2 separate regions of the Homo sapiens genome follow, and region 1 is linked to region 2. The links are chromatin loops, found by intact Hi-C in ENCODE. Cell type or tissue: GM12878. All regions are shown on one strand. Each heading gives the region's core, and the rest is flanking DNA. Links, peaks and the distances in the headings are about the cores only.

Evidence for each region. Hi-C counts contacts between places; a loop is a spot of excess contacts. Peaks named below come from ENCODE experiments on the same cell type or tissue, not always from the same donor. Only the 100,000 strongest peaks of a DNase experiment are listed, where the experiment ranks them.
Region 1: it touches region 2 in a loop (4-fold over the local background); 3 of 110 quality-filtered maps call a loop at or near these places.

Annotation. Positions count from the first base shown.
Region 1 is chr7:88,355,147-88,360,546 of GRCh38, forward strand. All of the region lies in intron 1 of LOC107986815 (a long non-coding RNA gene), which reads left to right. Among named protein-coding and RNA genes, the nearest start is that of STEAP4, 51 kb to the left of the region's middle. In GM12878, for the core only: CTCF peaks have their summits at 2,340 and 3,289 (motif pointing left); a DNase peak (open chromatin) is centred at 3,308.
Region 2 is chr7:88,833,031-88,838,430 of GRCh38, forward strand. All of the region lies in intron 1 of ZNF804B (zinc finger protein 804B), which reads left to right. Among named protein-coding and RNA genes, the nearest start is that of TEX47, 40 kb to the left of the region's middle. In GM12878, for the core only: a CTCF peak has its summit at 2,287 (motif pointing left); a DNase peak (open chromatin) is centred at 2,321.

The sequences.
Region 1 (5,400 bases), core at 172-5,171, 480 kb before region 2:
CGGGTAATTATAAACATGACAATGCCCTTTGAGTTGGAAAGTCACTTCTGTAATATGTAGGTAGGAAATGGTTACAAAACAATAGTAAAAAGGGAACTAACATTTTTTGTTAGTTACAGGAAAATTACTCAATACCTTTTCTTTAAAAAGAAAAACAATACTCAGAAGGATAAAGGCAAGAGAGAATCCTGTCAAAAATTTCAAAAAGACTTAGGTTTAAGCAGCACATGTGAGGTGGTTTAAAAATACGAACACATACACATACACCACTTTTTAATCTAATGTATTGCTTCTTCTTAATTGGCTGATAAATCACCAATAATACAATTAGACAATATTAGAATTATAGTAGACATTATTGTGTGATTTTCAAAACAGCTGATAATTACAACAATAGTAATAGAAAGTAAAGATTTTTTTTCTGGTTGGGGGAAATAAAAAAAAAACTATCATGGGAATTAAATTATCAAACAAATTCTTTTTGTGCCTCCCAGTTGTTCATCATGCCATAACAGTTGAACAGAATCAAGCCCATTTTCTTTTGAAGTTCACTTTTTGATTAATGAGGCAAGTGATAATAGAATAAATTGACATTAGTATTTTTTAAAGCAATTGTCAGTGAATATCCTGAGATGTGTACACATTCAACTCAATCTTGTGCTATTCTGACACTTCCATTTGCAATATTGTAAAATTATCTTAAATTTCCATGCTATGATCCTTTGTCCCCATATCATGGGGACATCCATCATCCATTCCCACATGGTATATTAGTCACCATTCTCCAGAACCTTCACACACACACACATACACACACACACCACATATAAAGACATTTATTATAGGGTATTGCCTCTTGTGAATTATGGAGGTCAAGTAGTTCCAGATCTGCTGTCTACAAACTGGAGACCCAAGAAAGCCTGTGATGTAATTCAAAGACCTGAGAGCCAGAGAACCAATGGTGTAGATATTATCCCCAGTCTCAAGGTTTGAGAACCAAGAGTGTTGAAGGCAGGAGAAGATTGATGTCCCAGCTCAAAAGCTAGGCAGAGAGAGCAAATCCAACATTTCTCCTCTTTTTTGTTCTACTCAACACCTGGATGGATGGGATGAAGCCCTCCCACGTTAGGGAGGGTCATCTGCTTTACTTAGTCCACCTATCCAAATGCGAATCTTTCTGAAACACCTTCACAGATACATCCAGAGATAATATTTAATCAGATATCTGGCATCCTGTGGCCCAGTCAAGTTGACACATATGTGTAAAATTAACCATCACACACGGACATTTAAGTATTACTTACAAAAACACGAACATGTACAGATACATGTTGCAAATATTTTCACCTATAGAAATGAGATGCTAAGGCTTTCCTAGATAATTGTCAATTATCTAGAATATGGAATTAATCAGAGTACCCCACTCCCTGTGATTTTGCTGTCTGAAAGGTGCATCACATAAGAAGATAAAATTGTTAGTCCCTAATGTCTTTGGGTCTTTTTAAAAATTTGATAATAGATTATGTTGAGGGACCCAAAGCAGCTATGTCCACAGGGCAAAGTGACATGTGGATCAAAGCCATTCTAACCAACTGAGATAATTATATACATCATAAATTCTGAAAAGAGGCATCATCCTTATAGGAAGTGAGTTAAAAATCAAAAGTCACTTCATTATTCCCTTTAGAAACATTTAGAATTTCTATATAATATGGTCATGTAAAAATCAAACCAACAGTACCTCAAAAAAAGAACAGCAATAAAAAGAACATATTCAGGAGTATTGAAATCCTTTTTATCATACTTATATAATGTATAAGACTTATATGATTAATCATTATCACCATAGCTAGTGTGTGATTTAGATCATTTAGGATATTAGAAATAATTCTCATGAGGAGATTTCACTTCAGCTCCTTGCAAACACACACGTACAACATATAGATGCTGAATGAAAGTATTCATTTCAGATGAGAGCATATTAGCTTGTTAGCCTGGAAATTCTGTCGAAACTCCTGACTAATCAAAAATATGTATTTGAACAATTTGCTGTTGTGAATTCAGCCTTTTGGAACCTTCTACCTCTCTTCAATTATAGTGTCAGAGTGTTCTGTTGCTTAATTCCCACAATAATTAAATAATTTATAAATAATGCATACCTCATCTCCTCCCAAGAAAGAATTTAAGGAGGAGGCTGCATTTAACTAGGAAACTACCATAAATATATAATGAGGTGGATTTCAGTACTCTCTCCTCGGTGACTGGAAGGTCACTCCTCCTTGCCAGGGAAACAGAGAAACACACTCTCTGCCAGCCTGTGGACAAAGTGAACAGGACAGGACAACACTGCCTCCTTCTGCTGGGATTGGCTCATGTTGGGGGTGGAAGGCTGATGGGTTAGTCCTTAGGAACATGAACCAGTTCAAATTTTGCCTCTTCCACACACTAGCTTTGTGATCTAGGAAAAGGCACCTGGTCTCTCTGTATTCATTTTCAGTTATTTTATTTCAGAAATAATTACTAAATTAATTATTTTAGTAATAATTATAGTTATCTCATGCAGTTGTTGAGAGGATTAAATGAGTTTTAAAAAATAGAATGTGAGAAAAATGCCTGGTGGTTAGTAAGTACTACTTGAGTGCCAACTAGTTAGACATAGCTTTCTATTCAATTAAGACGACAGTTCTTCAAAGATGCCACACTTAAACCAGTCCCAGTGCTGTGGTATCATAGGCACCTGCACTTTTCTTTATGACACATCTTCATTTGCAATTGATATTTAAGGCTCTGAATCTGTTTCTCCCATGAGGCTGTAAGCTCCAGGAAGGCTGGAATCTTGTCTGTCTGGCTTAACACTCTTATCTCTGGTATATACACAGTGCCCAACATGAAGCAGTTATTCAATAACTAGCTGTTGAATGAATGAATCCAGAAAGACATGCCTATAAACATGCTAATCGAGATGGGATTTCTAGTAATTATTTTGTTAGTTTTGCAAATTTTTATTATCTAAGTTTTGGTACTTACTGTGTTTTCTTTGTGCAATAATGAAAGTAAAGTCCTGTTATATCACCTCTATGTACTATTGTAAATCACTTCAGTAAGGCAGCAATAGAGCTGTCAGATGAAATTCATATTTTATTTTTTGTGGACCTCTGGAATAGGTTAGTAGTTTTCAATTGGGGGTAATTTTGTGATACGTCCTCCCTCCCCACTAGACGTTTGTCAATGTTTGGAGATATTTTTGATTGTCACAATTGCAGAAGTGCTACTGACATCTAGTGTACAGAGGGCAGGGATGCACAGGACAGTCCCTTACCACAGTGAAAACCATCAAGTCTGAAATGTTAATAGTGCAAAGGTTAAGAAACCCTGGCACAGATGGATAGAGCCTAGTAAAAAAAAAAAAAAAAGTTTGTATAACTTCCAAAATTGGTTGAGATGTTAAATAATATGACATCAGAATTTTAAAAGTTAATGAATAACTAAAAGTTAATAATTAAAAGAATTTATTGTAAATTTTTTGGTGGTTTGTATTTGCTTCATGGTGTAATTTGCTGATAGTTTTAGTATTTAATGTAGCATATTCACCAATATTATCTATGTCAGTAGAGAACTTTATAGTCTGCTACGTGTTTTTCTCTTTACAACCAGTGAAAGCGGTTTTAAAAGAAAAGCACCAATTGACTGTTTACATACTGCTGAATAACCACTTTGGCAGATTTATTTTTTTAAAGAACAGTTCATGAATAAATTTAGCCAAAGCTGTTAGGCAGAGAGTACAAATAACCATATTGCCTATAGAATGTTGCTTGTAGCTCTGGACTAATAAAGCACAAATAAGATAGGGATATCTAATGTTTATGTAGCTTGGTCTATTTGAGTTTAACACCTGGGATGGTGTTAGCCAGGATAGGTTAGGTTCTGCTGCAGTAACAACAACTCAGTGGCTTTAACGTAGCGAAAGTTTATTTCTTCTTCAGAGTAACTCTCCCATACAACTGCCTCTGTGTGACAACTCAGCAATCCAGCTGGGGAAGGTGGCATTATCCTGGAACTGCACTTTTTGGAACAGATAGCCTTATTAGTCAGTGTGGTGGGGAAAAGAGAACATGGTAAATTGCATGTTAACTCTAATGCTTTCACATGGAATTGACACAGGTGACTTCCAGTAACATTCTATTCACCTCACAAATAACACACCATGGCCAGATTCAGGGACCCAGGGAAGTTTAATCTACCCAGGTTGCATAGGAGAAACAAATATTTCTGAGCCTGAGTAATAGCTATCATAGCTAGCTTTAGTATTTGTTTACCTTTATATATGGTTGTTCAGTACGGTTATTAAGGAAGTATATTTGCTGAATGCACAGATACTATTTCTCATGCCAAATTAACCTAATTTCATTATGCTTATTTGGGTTCTCTATATCTCACTTAATGAATTTGTAAGGTGCTTCTAAATATTTAGGCTTCTAAATGAAAGTCTTTGCCAGATGCTATGGTCCCTGATTTCTCAAATAGGCTAACATATTCCACAGTACTGAATGCTAAAGGAAAAGATGGTGGTCTTTTCATTTTACATAATGGTAAGTAATCAAACATTATTTTTGTGGTAAATCAAAAATTGAGATACCTCAGAATGAAAATAAAGATGAATTTTTAAGATTAAAAAAAGAGACCTCCATGAAATTTTGTGCTGTGGCAGGCTGCTTTTTGCTATGCTCCAGGGGAAAGTATTTACTTTCCTCTGCTACCAAGACTACTTTACTGGACAGAAGCACTGCTTGTGTATCTAAGTTTTTATTCATCTTTGATATGGTTATTTTCTTGTCTTCATTTTGTTTTTTAATATAGCTCTTCTTCTGGGACCCATTATTATATACATCATAAAAACGGGGGATTTTTGCAAACAAGAATTCACAATTCTATTCTGTATCCTACTAACAGCTTGATAAGAGAAACTAAATAATACAATTGATCATTGCGTTCATTATTCTAGACCACTACATGGAATTGCGAGAAGATGGAGAACTATACCCACTCTTTCCTATTTTACCATGTGATTTGTCCACTTCTGGTTTATATTACCTATAGCTATCTGAGTCTGTATTTACACATTTATTCATTTTTCATCCATCAAACAACTTTTGAGCATCCACCCTATGGCATTATGCTAGGTACTGGGGATTAGGACAAAATGAATAAGACAGTGTCTCCCCTCAAAGACCTCACTTCTAGTAGGTGACGGCTACAGGGGTTATGAAATGTCTCATTCATTTCACTTATATTTATTGAGCACTGATATGTGACAGACACTGAGGAATACTATAGTGAATGAGAGGCAGTAGAGTGTAGTGTTTGAGAGAAGTGTCTCAGCAGTCAGACTGGAATCAAATT
Region 2 (5,400 bases), core at 153-5,152:
AAATCTGATTGTTTTTATTGAATGCTTTTATTTTTTAACCTGTTGTAAATTTATATTTGCATAATATAAATTTGCAATTTAATATTTTATATCCTCTTTCAATATTTCCTTTCTGCTTTTTTTTTTTGCTATTCTATCTTCCGCTTAAAAAAAAGTAAGTATTGTTGACATTAATCAGTTTCAAGGATGATAGGAAAAAGAGGTTTGTTTTTCTAACTAGTTATCTCCCCTTTCTAACTTCAGAATATTTGAGGATGCAATCTCACCTCTGTTATTTACTGTGAGAATTTGAGGAAATTACTTAACTTTTCTGATTCTATTTTTCTAATCCGTAAAATGGGATGAAAACTGCTGTCTTGTAAGGCAGTAGTGAGGGTTAACAGGTTCTTTAGCTCTTACAAAAAAGTCAAGTGATTACATGTATCTGACATGTTGCTAGGGAGTTACAATATTAAGATGAAGAAGGTAGAAAGTCAGGGACTTGGCCCTCAATAAATTTTAGGACCAGTAAAAGATAGGAAAATTTAGAGTCTGCGAGTTTGAAAGAGACTGGTTCTAGAAGAGCAATTCATTATTTCTGCTAATAATATAATGCAAAAAATCAGTTGCCATCATATTTGAATGTTTGTTTTATTATTAACTTAATGGAGAGCCTTAAGTCTATTGACCTCATGTGAGAAAGCCAAGCTTCTCAAATAATTTGATTGCATCTCTGTGAATTTATTTCACTAGGGTGAGGAAATTGAGAACCAGAGACTTGGGGTGATTTTCTTAAGGCTTTAGTGACAAGATCAAGGCTAGGTCCAAATTTCCAGTAGATTTATGTAACTTAGTGCATTTTTATACTTATGCCAAAATTACTTATTTTCTTTTTATCAGAAACACTATTCAGAAAATGAGATCAGATGTTTTTTCAGGTAGAGTACAATTAAAAAAAGAAAAAACAATTACAGAGAAAGCTCTTATCCAGAAATGGGGCTAGTTTTCAGCATCTATTTGGAATTTAAATGCATTCTAGTGAACTCCAAGCAGATTAGCCTGTATTTGAAATATAAGGTCAAGTGGGAGGTTATAATCAGAAAGAATTAGAACTCCAGAAATTAAAGTTACCTTGAGAGTAAATGGCTGTTCTATATGGAATTATTTTTTGTTAAAACAATTTTACACAAAATGCCTTTATAGGTAACTATTATTTTAACCAAATGTAATAATATACGAATGACATGAAGGAATGTAGGCTATATTGCGAATTATTTTTGAATTGTGACTGTTACAGCTATTATAACCAGGAGTGTAGCTAAAAACCTAGTATTATGTATTAAGACAATAAGCTGATCACACATATTAATTCGTGCTTTAGAATTCCAATATAGTCTATACAAGAAAAACTAGTCATCTCCAGTTGCTTAAAAGACAAGTAATTCTAATAATCTTGTGAATGCAGAATTGAAAACGCACATGATAATGGATAATGGAGTTAAAGTAATAGAAAGTTCTTGAAGAAACTTATGAACCCCTTCTGAGATTTACTTTATAATGATTTATAGATTATCTTGATTGGCGTGATGGTATTATGGGTTTTTATATTTGTCAAAATTTATTGAACTATACGCTCACTTTGTGTATATATTTTACTATATATATATATTATATCCCAATAAAGTAGTTTGAACAAAACATCACCTTAAGTTGAACGATGCTATATTGATGTCAGATGCTCTGTTTGCCAAACTATTTTTCGCCATTCAATCTCCTTGTTCTTTATACTTTGATACTTTGGTTGCTAGAAATGTAGCTCTTGGGAAAAAATAAAAATAATACATTCTTAATAAAAGTATGATGAAATACTCACTTGCAAAATGTCCAGAACAACATATGACAGAATTTTGACATCTATGAAAGGCACCAGCCCTCTTTGGATTTCTGCAGCATTTTCTTTTGTACAAGGAAATAATGCTCATATAGAAAAGACACTACTGAACTTTCAGAGGTCTCCTACGAACGGAACTGTAGTACTCATTGTATTTTAATCAATTGGAGTTTTATTCTATTTTTATATTACTTTAAAATTGGAGTTTACACATTGGTAATATTAACATTTTTTAGTGGTAATAAAATTACATGCTGCAAGGAAATCAGGATACAGTAGCATACTGCTTTAATTTTTAGAAGTTAGTGTGAACCCAAGATCATGAAATCACTTTTCTATCTCTGTTGCTGAAAGCTTCTGAAGCTGGCAATAGAAGTAGCTACACCTTCACATCACCAGTACTCCTGATTGCCCCCTTGTGTCGATATATTGAATTTTAATCCCCGTCAAAAAAGGGGAACCAGGCCTTCTTAGAGATCTCATTCTGTTGTTGGAGGAGAGATCATTCAGAATGAGCACAGAATTTTCTATTATTGCAAAAAGCAAAAAGTGTTTTTAAATATATCAAACCTATTCCTGAATGGACAAAGAACCCCACTGAAGAAGGCTATCACTGGCCAATGGATAAAAATGTAAGCTTAAATAAGCTTGAATTCAAATGAAAATAATTTGAATCTGTAAAAAGCCATGAGTTCAAAATATAATTTAAAGGAAAAGTTACAATAAAATTTGCAATGGTGTAGTTATGATGCCAAGAAAGGGTAACTTCGATAGTAGATATTTGCTTTTTATTTATTTTATCAACTATGTAGAATGTGTGTGTACAGGTATTCTATATATGCATATACATATATCCTTTTTCAGTGTTTAAGATTGTTTCATGTATATATAGTTATTAATTATAAGCAAAATGAAAGCAAATACCTAAAAGAAAAAGAAAATATAAATATTTGAGCTCATATAAGCTCTGCATATGCAGATTGTGTGCATGTATATGTGTTTGTGCATCTTTGTGTAGCTAGTCTATGGGAAAGAGTAAAGAGGATTAAATTTGAGTGAGCCAAACATTCTCTGTAAAGGTAAAAACAATTTATAAATGACAGGATGTTGTAGCAGATATTTTCTTACTAAACAATCCTGGTATATGATAACCACTTAGAAAGATACTGTATCAAAGGGACAGCCAAGGTATATACAAGGGATCAAGGTGATCCTTTGATCACCTCTGGCGGTCATACACATTAATTAGTTAACACCACGTTTTGAGATAATAGGTTAGCCAGGTTCCAAAAAGAAGAATTGTTGGGGCAGACTTGAACCTTCATTTTCTAGTAGATAAATTGCCTTGATTCTCATTCTGTTGAAGTTATAGATAAATTCCACAGAAGTTTTGAATCACAATAAGTGACTAGGTAACAACACAAGAATAATGAGGTAGCATTGATCATTTCAAAAGTAGAGATCACATGTTTTCTGGAAAAGATGTGAAAGGCTTGGACTTAAAAGTCCCATGGGGCAGCAAATCAAATCACTCTGGACTACACAAAGAATCACTTGGTAGTCAAGCAAGAACAACAATAACATTTACATTCAGATAGAGTTCTATTTTTAAATTAAGTAAAATTATTATCATTCTAGGAAGTTGCTAAACGAAGTATCTACTTCAAATACTTACCCTTTAGAGGGCATAATACTAGAAATAATAAATTATAAATATATAAAAATGTATAAATGCACAAATGAGTAAATGAATGTTGATCAACATTCTACTGAATACTTGAGGGTCTCTATGCAGATTTCCAGAGCATGCTATCTCTCTCTCTCTCTATGCAATTCGCTCTTTCCCAGTATTCTGTCCTGCAAACACTTGCCACCTGGATTCCAAGTCTCCTCACCTTTGGAAGTCCATCAGCCTTATTCAGAGGAGTGAACAGGGGGCCGATGTAGGAATCACTTCATTTATTTCCTGTCTGACAAGGAACTCTGTTCTTTGTTGGCTGATGTCCAGTGTTTTGAAAAACCTTGATTAATAGTTTTTGGTTTTTCTTTTGTTTGTTTCAGGGAGGGCAAAACTATTTTCTGTTAGTTCTTCTTTGCCACAAGCCAGAAAGGACATATATGTTTACTATTATTGTAACAAAATAGGAAGTCCTCATAAAGTTTTTCTGCTGCATATCAAAATAAGATGGTTGCCCCCAAAAAAGCACTTGTCCAATTGATTGAGTTGAGAGCTAAACAATCCCCTTTCTTCATGGTACACAATATATTTTTTTTTGTAAAGAGTAACTGACAGACAAATTATGGTTATTCATGCTTGGCTATATGGCAAACATTTACTTTAAAATGAAAGAAGTGATCCTGTAACTTCAAGACAAAATAAGTGATCAATATTTGTTGCCAGTGATAAAATTGAAGCTGTCAAATGAAATCGAAATTTTGGAAAACTTGTGTGACATCCACTGTGAGTTGAGAGCTTCCCAATACTTAGATTTTTCTGATAAGGATGTGGTGATATTAACAAATAAATTTTTTATTGTTTAATAAAACATGTTAGTATTGGAAGAACTGCATAACTCAGTGAAATCATATTTTTCAGTGATCAATGGTAGAAAATTATGCAAATGTGAAAGACCATTTAAAGAGTGGAATATACAATTTAATATAACAGTATAATGTAACAGGGCATAATAATATTTATTAAATGGATTTCAGATTGCACATTGTAATGAAGCTTTAATAAGTCACCAATTGTCAAGTTTTAGTGTAGTATCAAGGGAGAACGTTCACAGTTATCTGGAAATTATATTAAAATATTCCTCTTTTTCCAACTGCGTATCTATGTGAGACTGAATTTTCTTCAAGTACTTCAAAATAACATATTGCAACAGATTGTACTCACAAGTATATATGAGAATTTAGCTGACTTTCGATGGCCATCTATTAAAGAGATGTGCAAAAATGTAAAATACCACCACTAATCTCCCCAAGTTTTTTAAGAAAATATATTTACTTTCTACTAAAATGTGTTATTTATTTAAAAATATAATACATGTATTATTGTTTTAAATTAAATTAATAAGTATTTTAATTTTTCAACTTTTTCTTTTATGAGAAATACTGATAAATATAACTGACTTAAAAAAATCTTTGGGATTTTCAATTAATTTCAGGGTATTAAGGGATTCACAGACAAAAACATTTTAAAATTGCTTTTTTAATCACTGTAATATCATATACAGATAAAGCCAGTATTATTCAAGTATGTATCACATGCCTGGTCCAATCAAAGCTCTGTTAAAATACGCTCAATTCTTTTGTTTGTAAGGAAAGTACAATAAGATAAATACTATTATAGCCTCCTTATAGATAATGGAAAAATGAGACATAATTTTCCCAAATCATAAGCTAATGTGAAAAAAGTCAAAATTTAAACACAGGCAGACTGTCTCTCAAGTTTGTATTCTTAAACACCATTTTATATTATTCTGCTAAGTGTTTTGTTACATGTTACAGTGGTTTCAATATTTTAG